Linked DNA regions of Homo sapiens: region 1 is linked to region 2. Evidence: chromatin contacts called from ENCODE Hi-C or POLR2A ChIA-PET data. All regions are on one chromosome and are shown on one strand. Each heading gives the region's core, a stretch centred on a gene start or an enhancer-like site at or near the end of the contact. The rest is flanking DNA. Distances are from core to core; before and after follow the strand shown. Region 1 overlaps ADAM19 (ADAM metallopeptidase domain 19). Region 2 has its middle 38 kb from the start of SOX30.

Region 1 (6,337 bases), core at 3,236-5,735, 72 kb before region 2:
TAAACATCCCTACTCAAAAACAACTTTGAGGGAAAAAATGTCCAATATGAATATAGAAGCAAAATAAAATATTCATAACTTAAAAATCACATTAAAATAGCAGACTACAAAATGTATATGCACAGTGATTACAACTCTGTAAATGTTATACATCCATTTAAAAAGGACTAATCAAACATCTAATTGGATGAGACGACAGGATTATGAGTAAGTCACTCCTTTTACTAAAACTTTTGTTAACATGTGGGTAATTAACATAAAGCAAAGAACATGTATATTTCACAGTAATTTGCATCAATTGTAATTAGATGCAATTACCCTAAAATAGTCTATGTTTCTTTAGCCATTGTAGTCAGCAAAGGAGGAGGAGCACCTATGAACATCAAATACATGTTTTGCTTCTCGTTTGCTCCCTTGGTCTTCGCTTGGGGGAAACACTCCCTTCAGAGGAGAGACCAACTCCATCAGGCATCTCCTGAGGTCCTAGGAGTAGGGCTGGGAGAGGACAGCTGCTGGATAGACATTTGTTGACCTGAACTCACCTCCAATTTCCGTGTGGTGGTTTGAGGGTTACCACTTGAAGTATAATGGGTTTCTGTGTAGGAAGGAGCAAAAAGTTGCCTGCAAAAAATAAAAAGAGACATTTATATCATAAGTGGATGAACTCCACCCTCCTAGCAACAACGAGTGATTTTAACTGAACCAGGCAGGACTATCCCAAGCATCTCCATACAAAAGAAACTAGGCAGCCACAAGGGGCTAAGGAACAAAAAGGAAAACCATAAGTTTGTTATTAATTTTATATTTAATGTAAATTAAATATAATTTATCATCACTATGGGAACATCACTCCAACTAGATGGAATTGACAGAACTAAAGCAATGATCTTAATATTTGTCTGGGTCCTGGGAAAACAGACATGCAAACACATGCAAAATTTCCCGGGGCCTATGAACCCTGTTGTGTACCGTGGTTGATTTTTCCAGCACTGGATCTACCAATTTTTAGTATCAGCAGACCAATTTTTCTTTAAGGGAATAACTCTTCCCTGATGCATATTTTGGTGAGATTGTCAATCAAGGTGTCCTACTTGGCCCTGGCCAAGGGGTGACCTGTATTTCAAGCGAAGCCAGTGGAGAGATACTGCCAGGTCTGAACAGATGGAAGCAATGCATCTGTTCTTCTGTTCCTGCTACAAGGGTTCCCTAAGCTTCCGTTGCCTGCCCTTTCGGACACTTAGTGGTTCCGATTTCCTGAGACCTGGTAATTCTATGTTACTCTTCCAATAAATTCCTTTTTTTCTTTTCTAAACTTGGACATTGGTTTCTCTCACCACAGACCCCTTGAAGTACAGGTTAAGAATCCCCTCACCAAAGGCCAGGCAACTTCAAGAAATGTTCTTAGAATTTTCTCTAAAAATTAAAAGAAAAATATAAGAGTCAAATGGATGTTTCAACTATTAATAGTTCAGCCACATTAAAGGCAGAATTGATCTACAGAAAGTCAAGGTCAGCCAGGTGTGGTGGCTCACACCTGTAATCCCAGCACTTTGGGAGACTGAGGTGGGCAGATCACCTGAGGTCAGGAGTTCAAGACCAGCCTGGTTAACATGGTGAAACCCCATCTCTACTAAAATTACAAAAATTAGCCAGGTGTGGTAGCAGGTGCCTAGCTGGGAGGCTGAGGCAGGAGAACTGCTTGAACCTGGGGGGTGGAGGTTGCAGCGAGCCGAGATCACGTCATTGCACTCCAGCCTAGGTGACAAGAGCGAGACTCTGTCTCAAAAAAAAAAAAAAAAAGAGAGAGAGAAACAAATGCCCTTTGTTGATGGTGATTATCTCAGGGGTTGCAGAAGATGTTTACAATATAAGTTGCATATTTCTGAAGTTGGTTGACTTTTAAATTAACTGTCAGAGAGGTGTTTTGAAAACTGAAATTTTAATTTAAAACTGCTCTTAAAAAGAAGAAAATGTAGGCTGAGGCCAGCACAGAAAGCCAAAGGAATCTGCAGGGATAACCCAGGTTTTGAAAGAGGTGACATTTCCCAGCAAGAGAGGGTCATCGCAGAGGGTCTCTAGAATTCCTCTAGAGTCACTTCCAGCTCTAAGTTCTGGGATCGCTCAGATTTCCCTCCATCCCCAGTGTGTGGTCAGAAGGCAAATGCCACAAGAATTGTCTCCTGTACTATGTCAAGGCCTTCAACTTCTCGCCTTGGACAAGAAGAAAAGAAGCCCAACAGGAAAATGTAAAAATAAAGCAAAGCACAAACCCCAGCTTTGTGAAGAGAAATTCTCATTCACATGGAAACTTTGGGTCAGTGGCTAACCTGCCAGAATCTGTCTCCCAGTCCTTTCTCTTTCTCCTTAGCATCTAACTAGTCCAAGATTTGAGGGAGGAGTCACCCATTTGCCTGAGGGAGAAAAGCTGTAAGCCTCATGAGGGCAGAGGCCAAGCAGTTTTGCTCACTGGTTTATGTCAGTGCTTAACATTTGTTCAATGAGAAAACCACTTAACTAGTTACCGAATGAATGGATGGATGAGTAGTTCAGTGTACTAGCAGCTTAGAGCATGGTCTGGAGACTGGAAAACTGAAGTTTTGATTCCAGCTCTGACATTCACTGCCTCTACGGCCGTGAACAAGTACATGTATGTCTCTGAACCTTTGTTTCCTCTTACACAAAAAAGAGGATGATATACTCATTTGATAGGGCTGTGATGAGGATCAAACAACATAATAAATGTAGCAGACTTAATGCCATGCCTGGCACAAAGTGGAGCTGGGTAAAAGTTAGTGATAATCATTATTGCTTTCAACAGGGATTATGACAGAAGAACCCAGAAAGTTTCTCTCTCTAACTTTCCCCAGCCATGAACTCTCCAGTACATCACTTAAGAGAGGTGGTAAAACGCAATGTGCTCATTCCTGCAGCCCATTTCCTGGGTTTGCTTTCACAGACTGCGCCATGTACAGCTGGTCAGGAGTTCAGAGTTTAATAGTTCATTCCAGGTGCCAGTGGGGAAGTGTGAATTTTCCCACAGAAAATGCACTCCTGGTAAAAATATTCTCAGCCTCTTCTGAGACTTAGCAAGGGGGGAGAAATCATTCACCCAGTGACATTACCCCATCATCACAGGCCTCTCTGACCCTCAGCACTGAAAGGAACCCTAGAAATCATGTAGTCAAACCCCAATTACACTGTGAGCTCCCCAAAAACAGGGACCTTGTGTCTTTGAAGTCTTCTCCCCGGCCCCCAGCACCTAGCAAGCAGGCAGTACATGTGCATTCTGTGAATGAGTGAATAAACTCGCAAACGAATGAATGAACCTTTTATCTCGTGTAGGAATCTGCCAAATGGCTATTCACCACTGGACACCTCCAGGGAGAGGCTACTCCTGAGACTACCCACTCCATTTCTGACCACATACAGTAGTTTAATGTTTTACTCCGGATTAAAAACTACACCTCTGTCACTGGCACCCACAGGCCTTCATTCTGGCCTCTGAATCTACATAAAACAATCCGCTTTCATTTTCCACCTAATCACCCTTTCTGAAGCAGCAATATCAGCATCATCTAGAAACTAGTTAAAAATGCAAATTGCCAGGCTCCACCCAGACTCATGAATCAGACAGAAACTCTAGGGTTAGGGCCAGCCATCTGTTTGAACAACTCTGCAGCTCCCCCAAGCTAGGTCCACATACGCCCATGTGTCCAGGTGCTGCTCTCAGAACCAAAGGACGCTGCTGTCCCACAGAGAGGAGGGCACATGGTCACTGAGCAGCCCGGCCCAGCCCAGCTGCCCCATTCTCTGACCACATCTTGTTCTCATCTCCTCCCTGACGAGGGGCTGGCTCAGCAGACCGGCAGGAAGCCGTCTCTCACCATTGGATTGCATTAGGATTTTCAGGAAACGACTTGTGAGTGATGTGCATCCAGGAAGAGAAAGGACTGTGCAAGATTTCCCATTCCGCCCACTCCTTTTTTCTAGCTTTAAAAGAAAAGCAATTTCTGTTCTACCCTGCTGCCCCCTGCTCTGTCTGCTCTGTGCTCAGGAGCCCACGGACAGGCAGAAATCAGTAGGACACTCTGCCATGTCTCGGCACCATCATAATAATAGCCAGCACTAGAGTTGAGCAAAATCTGGGTCATTTAGATTCCAAAGTCCCTGAGCAAAACCTGCATCTTCAGACTCCCACCTAGGAAAATAAGCTACCCCCAAATACCGGACATAAAACATTAGGTCACTCTCTAGGGAAGAAGAACTGGAACCTGTACAAGCAGCCAGGCCCTGAAAGTACACTGCAGCCTGAAAACAGCTCAGACCCGTCTTTCCTAAGGCTCAGAAGCTTCAAACTCAGGACAATTCCTTTAAGTTCTATTTATCGTCAGACAAATTTCAAATGCCTCTCTAGGCTAAACCACCCTCTAGAGAGGAAGGAGCAGTGACACTAAAATGAATTTGCAAAACATCTTCTGGGAGCTCAAACCTTCTTCCTCCTGCTTCAGATAAGCAAACCAGTGAAGATAAAGTGATAACAATTTCCCATTTACCTTGAAAAACACCCTCTGCAGACGAGCTCAGCATAGGCGAGCATCACTCTGCTCATCTCAGTAGCAAGTTTTGCTGACACCTCCTTTCTCTGGGCCTTTCTCTATCTAATTCTTCCAAGAGTCTCCAGGCATTTATACCCTGATGATGCCTTGGGAGGTCCACTTTTCTGGTCTCTCTTATTTCACCTGGAGGGTCTTCATCCTGCCTATGTTAGTAATAATGTTCTCACCATGCGACTTAGCCCAACAACTGCACAACACCTGGAAAGACTGTTCAAAAATACACAATCCCCTCCCTTTTCTAGGGAAGGATTAAGAAATCTGTATTTTTAATAGTTTTTTTTTTTTCAGGTGATTTATGTTTTCGGGTTCTGGGAATTATTCTACTCCATTTGAGCAATTTTAACATTTTTAATTCTTTTTTTTATTTCTAGCCTCCTAATCACCTTCCAAAAGTCTAAAGATGGTGCTAACCCAGCATAGAGGGAAAGTCGGAATGCTTTGGTTTAAGCAGCAGCTGCACTAGGCAACTGCCCTTCCAAAGCCTGGAAATGAAGCAAAAGATGACTATGGTTCCTCTCAATGTCACACAAGCGTACAGCCAGGGCTGGGTGCAATGGCTCACGCCTCTAATCCCAGGACTTTGGGAGGCCGAGGCAGGTGGATCACACGAGGCCAGGAGTTCCAGACCAGCCTGGACAACAGGGCGAAAGCCCGTCTCTACAAAAAAAAATAGCCAGGTGTGGTGGCGCGCACCTGTAATCCCAGCTACTCAGGAGGCTGAGGCAGGAGAATCGCTTGAACTCGGGAGGCGGAAGCTGCAGTAAGCTGACATTGCACCACTGCACTCCAGCCTGAGTGACAGAGCCAGATTCTGTCTCAAAACATTAAATTAAAAAACACTAAGGGAGCACAGCCAAGCCTTAGACTCTCAGAGGCCTGTCTACGGTTCTCTGGACTTTATGGGAAGAGTGTGGCTTTGAAAGATGTACTATTTACAATTAATTAGGACAGCCCTTGTTCCACTCTGTAAAATCAGATGTTAACTTGTAAAAACTTAATAAGATACAACAGAAATGCAAATATTTCCATCTAGTAGAAAAGATAACCCCAAAGGTTATGATTTTACAGCCCCTAGGATATTAACTAGTTTTGTGTCTAATTTAGCAATCTTATCTCAGCATTCCTTTTTTCACTATTAAATACACACACACCGCCACACAAATACGTCTTAGTTTCCCTTATCCAATTTTAAACCAGTTTTATCATCTTGCTGGTTAGCCCATTAATTAGATAAATAAAACTTCGAGAAGTGCTCACTATGTATTTGTATAAAAATTGTTTTCACGTGAGCCACATAAACCCCCTCCATTTTCTAGACTGCAAAATGAACAGACTAATAATCACCATCAGTATCACAGCGATGCTGAGGATCAAATGAGAAAATACATTCAAATCCTAGCTCTTATAAGTCGTGTGAATTCAGACTGGTCAGTAACTTCTCCGTGCCTATGGTTTCTCATCATAAAATGAGGAGAATGACAAAATCTACTTCACAGTGCCCCTGTAAGATGTTAGAATAGTGCCTGGCATATAGGAAGATCATATGAACAAATGTGAAAGAATTATTTGTAAAGTAGAAAGTATTTGTGCTTTACAAATATTGCTATCATTTTCTCCAGCACTAGCTATATATACACGTGGCAAAATCTTGATCATTGTTAAATCTAGGTAATGGGCATCTGAGGTTTATAATACTAGTCTCTCTCCTTCTGGGTTTGTAA
Region 2 (6,153 bases), core at 1,332-3,831:
GCAGATGCATGAGTTGGGCTAGGTCAGGGACGGCAAACGACTTTTATCTTGAGTACGAACCCCTTATCACTGCCCGGGACTGCCCAGACCACCTCTGTGATGAGAAGGAATGTCTGATAGAAGGTGAGAGCTCTGTGACCCACTAACAATGTCTGCTAGAGACATGAGAATGAGGAATGACCTAGAAAGGCTATCCACTTCCTGTATACTCCATAATGTAAAGGGCTCTTACAACTCTATGAATCTGGCACATCTTTAAGCAAAAATATTAATCTGAATTTGGAAAGTCATAGGGGTTGGGGGTACCTAACTACATGTATTCATTTTTGGTTAGGTTGCACTGAATGACTAATTTTCCATCTTACTTCACAGACCCCAAGACATAACTTAGGATTTACTAAAGCAGAAAATGGCCATGGTGGTGGTGTCTCAATTGTATTTGCACCCATTATGTCCAAGCCCAAGGACAAAGAATAGATCTGCAGCTGTTGTTTCAGCCTCTTCAACCTGAAACAATCTGAAAGCCACAGCTGTTGCAGGCATAAACCTGATCCTGGCTTTGTCCTTGGTTTATGTCTCATGTTTTGGGGAACTCCGAAAGCCACTCTACTGGGGTTGATTCAGAGAAGGCCACATTTATTCATTACCCTCCTGGAAAGCAGAAGTGCTAAATGCACATTTGTTAGTGGACTTTCCAGCATGGAGTGGGATCCATTCCTGTCTTGACTCAAGGCCCACAGAGGAGAGATGACATGCCTAAAGTCACGCATGAAGTTCAATCTACACCCAGCTTTGCCTGCAGGCAAGCAAACATGGATTCTTTGGTAAAAATCCACATCAGGTTGTCAGCAGCTTGTTATTTGGAGGAAGGGGCAGTCTGAAGGGCTTGACTGTATCTCAGCTGAACCACACTAATCTACCATAGCTTCCACAGAGAACAGCAGGCTGTTTTCAGGGATCTCAGCAACAGCTGTGCCTTCAAACCAAGACACTTCAGAAAAATGATCCGAAAGTGGGCCGGGTGTTTCAGCAGGATTTGGTGGGACTTTCCTACTCAAATGGCCCTTTGTGTGCTTTTAAAAGACAGGGCATTAACCTCGTGCGTGGCTAAAGCATGATGGATGACTTGGAATTCTCCATTTACATTTGGCTGGTGGCCACAGAGGAACCGTCAAAACGCCTGGGTATCGGATGGACAGTACCTGGCTTGTTCAGACTTGTTTCTGATGGAGTGAGTGGATCCCGAGGCTTTTGCTCTGCCCAGGTTTGATAAACTAAACATGGCCAGGCTGTTAGAAAGCTGACTCCAGGGTTCCTCTCACTGCAGCAAAATTCAGTGTCCTGAATCCATAGCCTCTTTAATCATCTTTGTTTATATTCAGCATCTTTATCTACTTCAGGGTTACTCTGATCTCTGCCCATTTGTTGCAAGATGTGTGTGGTCCTACCCAAGACTTGGGCAGCAGGAGCACAGGGCCTGTGCTCATGTAGCTTCTACCCAGCTCCATGAAATCACCTGCTTGATCCTTTTACCTTCTCAGTAAGATGCTTGGCAAGTGAGAGTGAATCTGGATCCGTCAGTTCTCCGGACAATCTTGTCAGGCCAGAGGGAGTCAGAAGTTGACCTTCTGCACCATGCTGGCACCATTATGTGAGAGTATGCAGCACTCTCAGGCAGGAGCTAGCTAGCGTAAATTATTAGGTTCTTTTCTGGCAGACCTGGGTCCTGCTCTTCCGTTTAAGAGGAGCTGTTTACGTCAATTGCTCCTCACTGGGCCTCAGTTTGTTCACCTTTCACTTGTGTTTTTCATGAAGCTCAAAGGAGAAAGCAAAGTGTTCTGAATGACTTTATACAAACATGAGGAGGTGGTAGTGGCCAGTACCCTCCTAACAATTGTCTCATCACATCTTGAGGAGAGAGAGAAGCTAAACACTAGTGCAAGTGGATACTTAAGTAAGATAAACTTATTTCCCTTCTAATCATTTTTTCAAGCTTGGCCTTGTTCTAGCAGCTTGGAGGATTTCAGCTGGGTGTCCCAGAGACATATAAAATAGAGCAGAGAGGGGAGGCATTGATCTATTGCTAATAACACAAGAGGGAAATACTGGAACATAACTACTGCTAATAATAATGACAAACACATTAGTATTTATTATCACCCAATACTGTGTATAATCATTAACCTTCCACAGCAATCCTGTGAGGTATGTACAATTATTATTCTTATTGTACGGAGAACTGAAGTTTGGAGAGGCGAAGTTACTTACACAGTGTCACACAGCCCTAAAAGTGATGGAGCCAGGAGTCTTTCCTAGATATGCCTGATCCCAAAGCTGATAGGTGAAAAATGTGCAGTATGAAAAGCATTCCCTGGGCTTCAAGATGATGACTGGCTTCTTTTTCTTCTTCTTCTTCTTTTTTTTTTTAATCATTATCAGGCAGCCTCCCAGCCAGAGTAGGCTCAGGGACTTCCTTGACTGGCTTCTTGCGTCACACGAGGGGCCTGTTTATATGTCCCTGAGTTTGTCCAGACTAATTCGCAATAAATAAAAACCCACTACCACCACAACCAAAAACAAAAACAAAAACCTTGAACTAGAGAACTGTTCAAGAACCAGTGAGGATGAGCCCTGCAGGAAATGGAACCAAAGACTCAAACACAGTCGGGCTCTATGTCTTCCTGTCTCTGCTTCTGTGTTGCGATGATTTGCTCCTCCCAAAGATGGGTTTTACCCAAACCCCAGAGAACACGGCCACAAGTAGATCCAGACTCACATTCTTAGAGAATCATTTTCCATGAGGAAAGCAAAATTGCCTGCCCTGGAAAGTCCACTTAGAAAAATCCTTGTGAAGGCTCTGACTGGCCTGCTGGGTAGGACACTGAGCCCTGGGCCAGTCACTGTGACCGGGTGCACTATTGTGATCAGCCGCACCAGAACCGGAGGATCTCTCAAAAGAACAGGCAGGAATGGGGGTGGTTATCACAAGCAGACAGGCAAGGTAGCAGGGATCCACTGTGCTCTGGCAGGTGGCAATGGAATTAGGGATGCCTTGGTGGCCCCTTTAATCTTGCAGCTAGCTACCTTTCATGTTTTCTTCCAATCCTAAGCTAGCTCAGGATCTGGACAGGGCGTTTGTATCTATGGAAGAAAGGACTTAACCTGAGAGTTCTACTTGACGTGGATCTTACCCCAGGATTGTTTGTCAGCAAAGTTAACGTGGTAGAGCAGAAAGAGTGCTGAGTTTGGAGGCAGACAGACTTGAGTTCAGGTCTTAATTCTTCATCACTTGCGGGGTGGTGTTGGATATGTTGTTTCACCTCTGTAAGTCTTCGATTTTTTTATTGGCTAAATAAAGATGATAACACTTATTTACAAGCTTGTTGTAAGGACTAAGTGAGATAATCACATAAACCATCAAATACACTGGCATATACTAGGTGCTTAATAAAGTGTACCTTCTACTAATTAATTCAACAAATATTTACTGAGTGTGCAATACATTGCAGGCACAGTGGTAGGTGTTAGGGATAATGCATCAAGCAAGAGATACAATGTTCCCATTCTTTTGGAGCTTCTAGTAGTGGGGGTTGGTGGGGAAAAGATAAGTGAGGAAATAAGACAATTACAGGTAATAATGAGTGCTTTGAAAAAAATAAAATTCTTTTTTTTTTTTTTTTTGAGACAAGCTCTCACTCTTTTGCCCAGGCTGGAGTGCAGTGGCACAATCTCGGCTCGCTGCAGCCTCTGCCTCCCACGCTCAAGCAGTCCTCCCACCTTAGCCCCCTGAGTAGCTGGGACTACAGGCATGTGCCACCATGCCTGCTAATTTTTGTGTTTTTTGTAGAGATGGGGTTTCACCACATTGCCCAGGCTGGTCTCAAACTCCTGGACTCAAGTGATCCACCTGCCTCAGCCTTCCAAATTACTAGGATTACAGGCATGAGCCAACACTTCTGGCCAGAAAAAATGAAATTATTTTTATGCTTATATGTATTATTAGTGTGAAAACCCTCCTGCAATGATGTTTGAACCTCCCTGTTCAGTCTCTCACCACTCATTTATCTATGTGTTGGGAACCGTTCTCAGAGTGCAACAATTGCTTCAAGCTTGACTTTGGAAAGGGACTGGACGATTAGCTCTTAAAGTGACATGAAAGAAAGGAAAGGAAAATGGGATGTTGATAGGAGGAAAATCCCGATGTTATCCCTTAGCTCCCAAATTCCTTTTTTTTTTTTTTTTCGAGATGGAGTCTTGCCCTGTCACCCAGGCTGGAGTGCAGTGGCATGATCTCCACTCACTGCAACCTCCACCTCCCAGGTTCAAGCAATTCTCCTGCCTCAGCCTCCCGAATGGCTGGGATTACAGATGTGTGCCACCATATCTGGCTAATTTTTGTATTTTTAGTAGAGATGGAGTTTCACCATGTTGGCCAGGCTGGTCTCAAACTCCTGACCTTGTGATCTGCCCACCTCGGCCTCCCAAAGTGCTGGGATTACAGGTGTGAGCCACCGTGCCCGGCCCCAAATTCCATTTTGTAAATCATTACCTGGTGGGTTTCAAAATCACCTCGGAAGACTTTAAAAGATACAGATTCTCAGGTTGCATTCCAAATATTCAAATGCCAGTGGTTCAGGGAATTTCTTTTTTTCCTCTTTCTTTTTTTTTTAAGTTTTGTGGTAATTTATATGGGCAATCAGACATAAGAAGCACTGCTTGCCAGCCAGCCTATGAATTCCATTAGTCAGGTTGAGAATACAGGGCTGCATCTGTTACTCTGCTAGTCAATGTATACTTCTTTTTCTAGTTCCTAGGAGAAGACATGGATCATGGTTGGCCCCCAGGGAGCTTAGATTCTAGGGGGAGATATAAACAAAATTGCTATGGGAACACAAAGCAGGAACAATTAGCCTTTGAAAATTAGAGAATACTTTCTGGAAGGAAGAATTCTGAATGAGTTAGAATTTGGTTCAGTTGCATGTGACACAGAATACAAGATTATAGTGGATTAAACTAGGTAGAAATATATTTTTCTCTCATATAAAAGTCCCGAGGAAAGTAATCCAGTGCTGGTGTGATGCTCCCATCTTGTTTTTTGACCCTCCTAGGCATGAGTCCTCTGTGGTCCAAAAAAGTTGCTCACATTCCAACCATCACTTCCATATTCCTGACAGTAGGAAGGACAAAAGGGCAGAGAAGGGCATAATCTCTCCCTTTAAAAATATTTTCTGGAAGGTGCACATGAAACTTCCTTTGTAATGTTATAGTCCAGAACTTAGGTACTTGGTCACACCTTGCTTCAGGAGATGAAACAAAGTCTTTATTCAGAATGGCTATGTACATAACTAAAAACTCAGGTTCTATTATTAAAAAAGAAAAGGAAAGCAGCCATTGGGAAACAACTGGTAGACCTCTACACTGAGATATGAAGAATGAGTAGCAATTAGGCAGGGGAAGTCACATAGTAAAGACTGTCCAAGGAGAACTAATGCGTATCATGTCCCCCTTGGCAGGAGGGACACCAAGAAGCACCCTTCTTTCCACATCTTCGTTCTCATCCTTCATGTTTTGATCTAAAGCCCTCCTGGATAGTGAAACCCCATCTATACTAAAAATATAAAAATTAGCTAAACATAGTGTTGGGGACCTGTAATCCCAGCTACTTGGGAGGTTGAGGCAGAATAATTACTTGAACCTGGGAGGCAGAGGTTGCAGAGAGCTGAGATCACTCAACTGCACTCCAGCCTGGGCAACAGAGGGAGACTCTGTCTCAAAAATAAATAAATAAATGAAAAATAACGTCCTCCTGGGATGAGTCTGCCGGCCCTAGCTATTCAGTGCTTGGATTTACAGTGACCTCAGCACAATACTGGCCTCAAAGCCCTTCATGTCACTGGAATGATGGCTGCTTCGAGAAAACCCCGCCTTTTCATCTGTCAGTAAGAGAACTCACTCTAAGATCTCATCATTGACATTTATCAGGACAAATTTCTGAAATCTCTTTAGAAGAAATGACAATCCCAACTCTTTGATATGATTAGTTATGGCATATCTGCCTGAAGCAATATTATACAAACATGGAAGGTGATCATTTATGAAAGCACGGAGTATGAGAAACAGCTCATGACAAAATATTGAGAAAATGCAAGACTG

What was found. A loop is a pair of places that touch in the nucleus more often than their neighbours do. ChIA-PET counts read pairs that join two places held with the same protein, here RNA polymerase II (POLR2A). Pooled maps may share reads with other maps.
Region 1: a loop to region 2 is called in a map with no recorded cell type, with 3 times the contacts of the local background. The contact joins two enhancer-like sites. A Hi-C loop is called at or near these places in 7 of 168 maps with a recorded cell type or tissue (B cell, CD14-positive monocyte, CD4-positive, alpha-beta T cell and 3 more), 4 of 37 single-sample maps with no recorded cell type and 13 of 50 pooled maps. POLR2A ChIA-PET finds 5 or more read pairs at or near these places in 12 of 52 experiments (AG04450, B cell, CD4-positive, alpha-beta T cell and 8 more).

Annotation. Positions count from the first base shown.
Region 1 is chr5:157,537,371-157,543,707 of GRCh38, forward strand. ADAM19 (ADAM metallopeptidase domain 19) reads right to left here. Exons shown (of 23, transcript NM_033274.5): 4 at 543-621. Among named protein-coding and RNA genes, the nearest start is that of ADAM19, 35 kb to the right of the region's middle. RefSeq lists enhancers at 3,407-3,526, 3,667-3,766, 4,177-4,236, 4,397-4,506. Within about 2 kb of position 4,486, at least 25 of the 41 ENCODE cell types and tissues checked have a DNase peak (open chromatin) inside an H3K27ac peak, as active enhancers do; they include CD4-positive, alpha-beta T cell, where a contact is called at or near this core.
Region 2 is chr5:157,611,155-157,617,307 of GRCh38, forward strand. No RefSeq gene overlaps it. Among named protein-coding and RNA genes, the nearest start is that of SOX30, 38 kb to the right of the region's middle. RefSeq lists enhancers at 463-542, 723-782. Within about 2 kb of position 2,582, at least 3 of the 41 ENCODE cell types and tissues checked have a DNase peak (open chromatin) inside an H3K27ac peak, as active enhancers do; they include CD4-positive, alpha-beta T cell, where a contact is called at or near this core.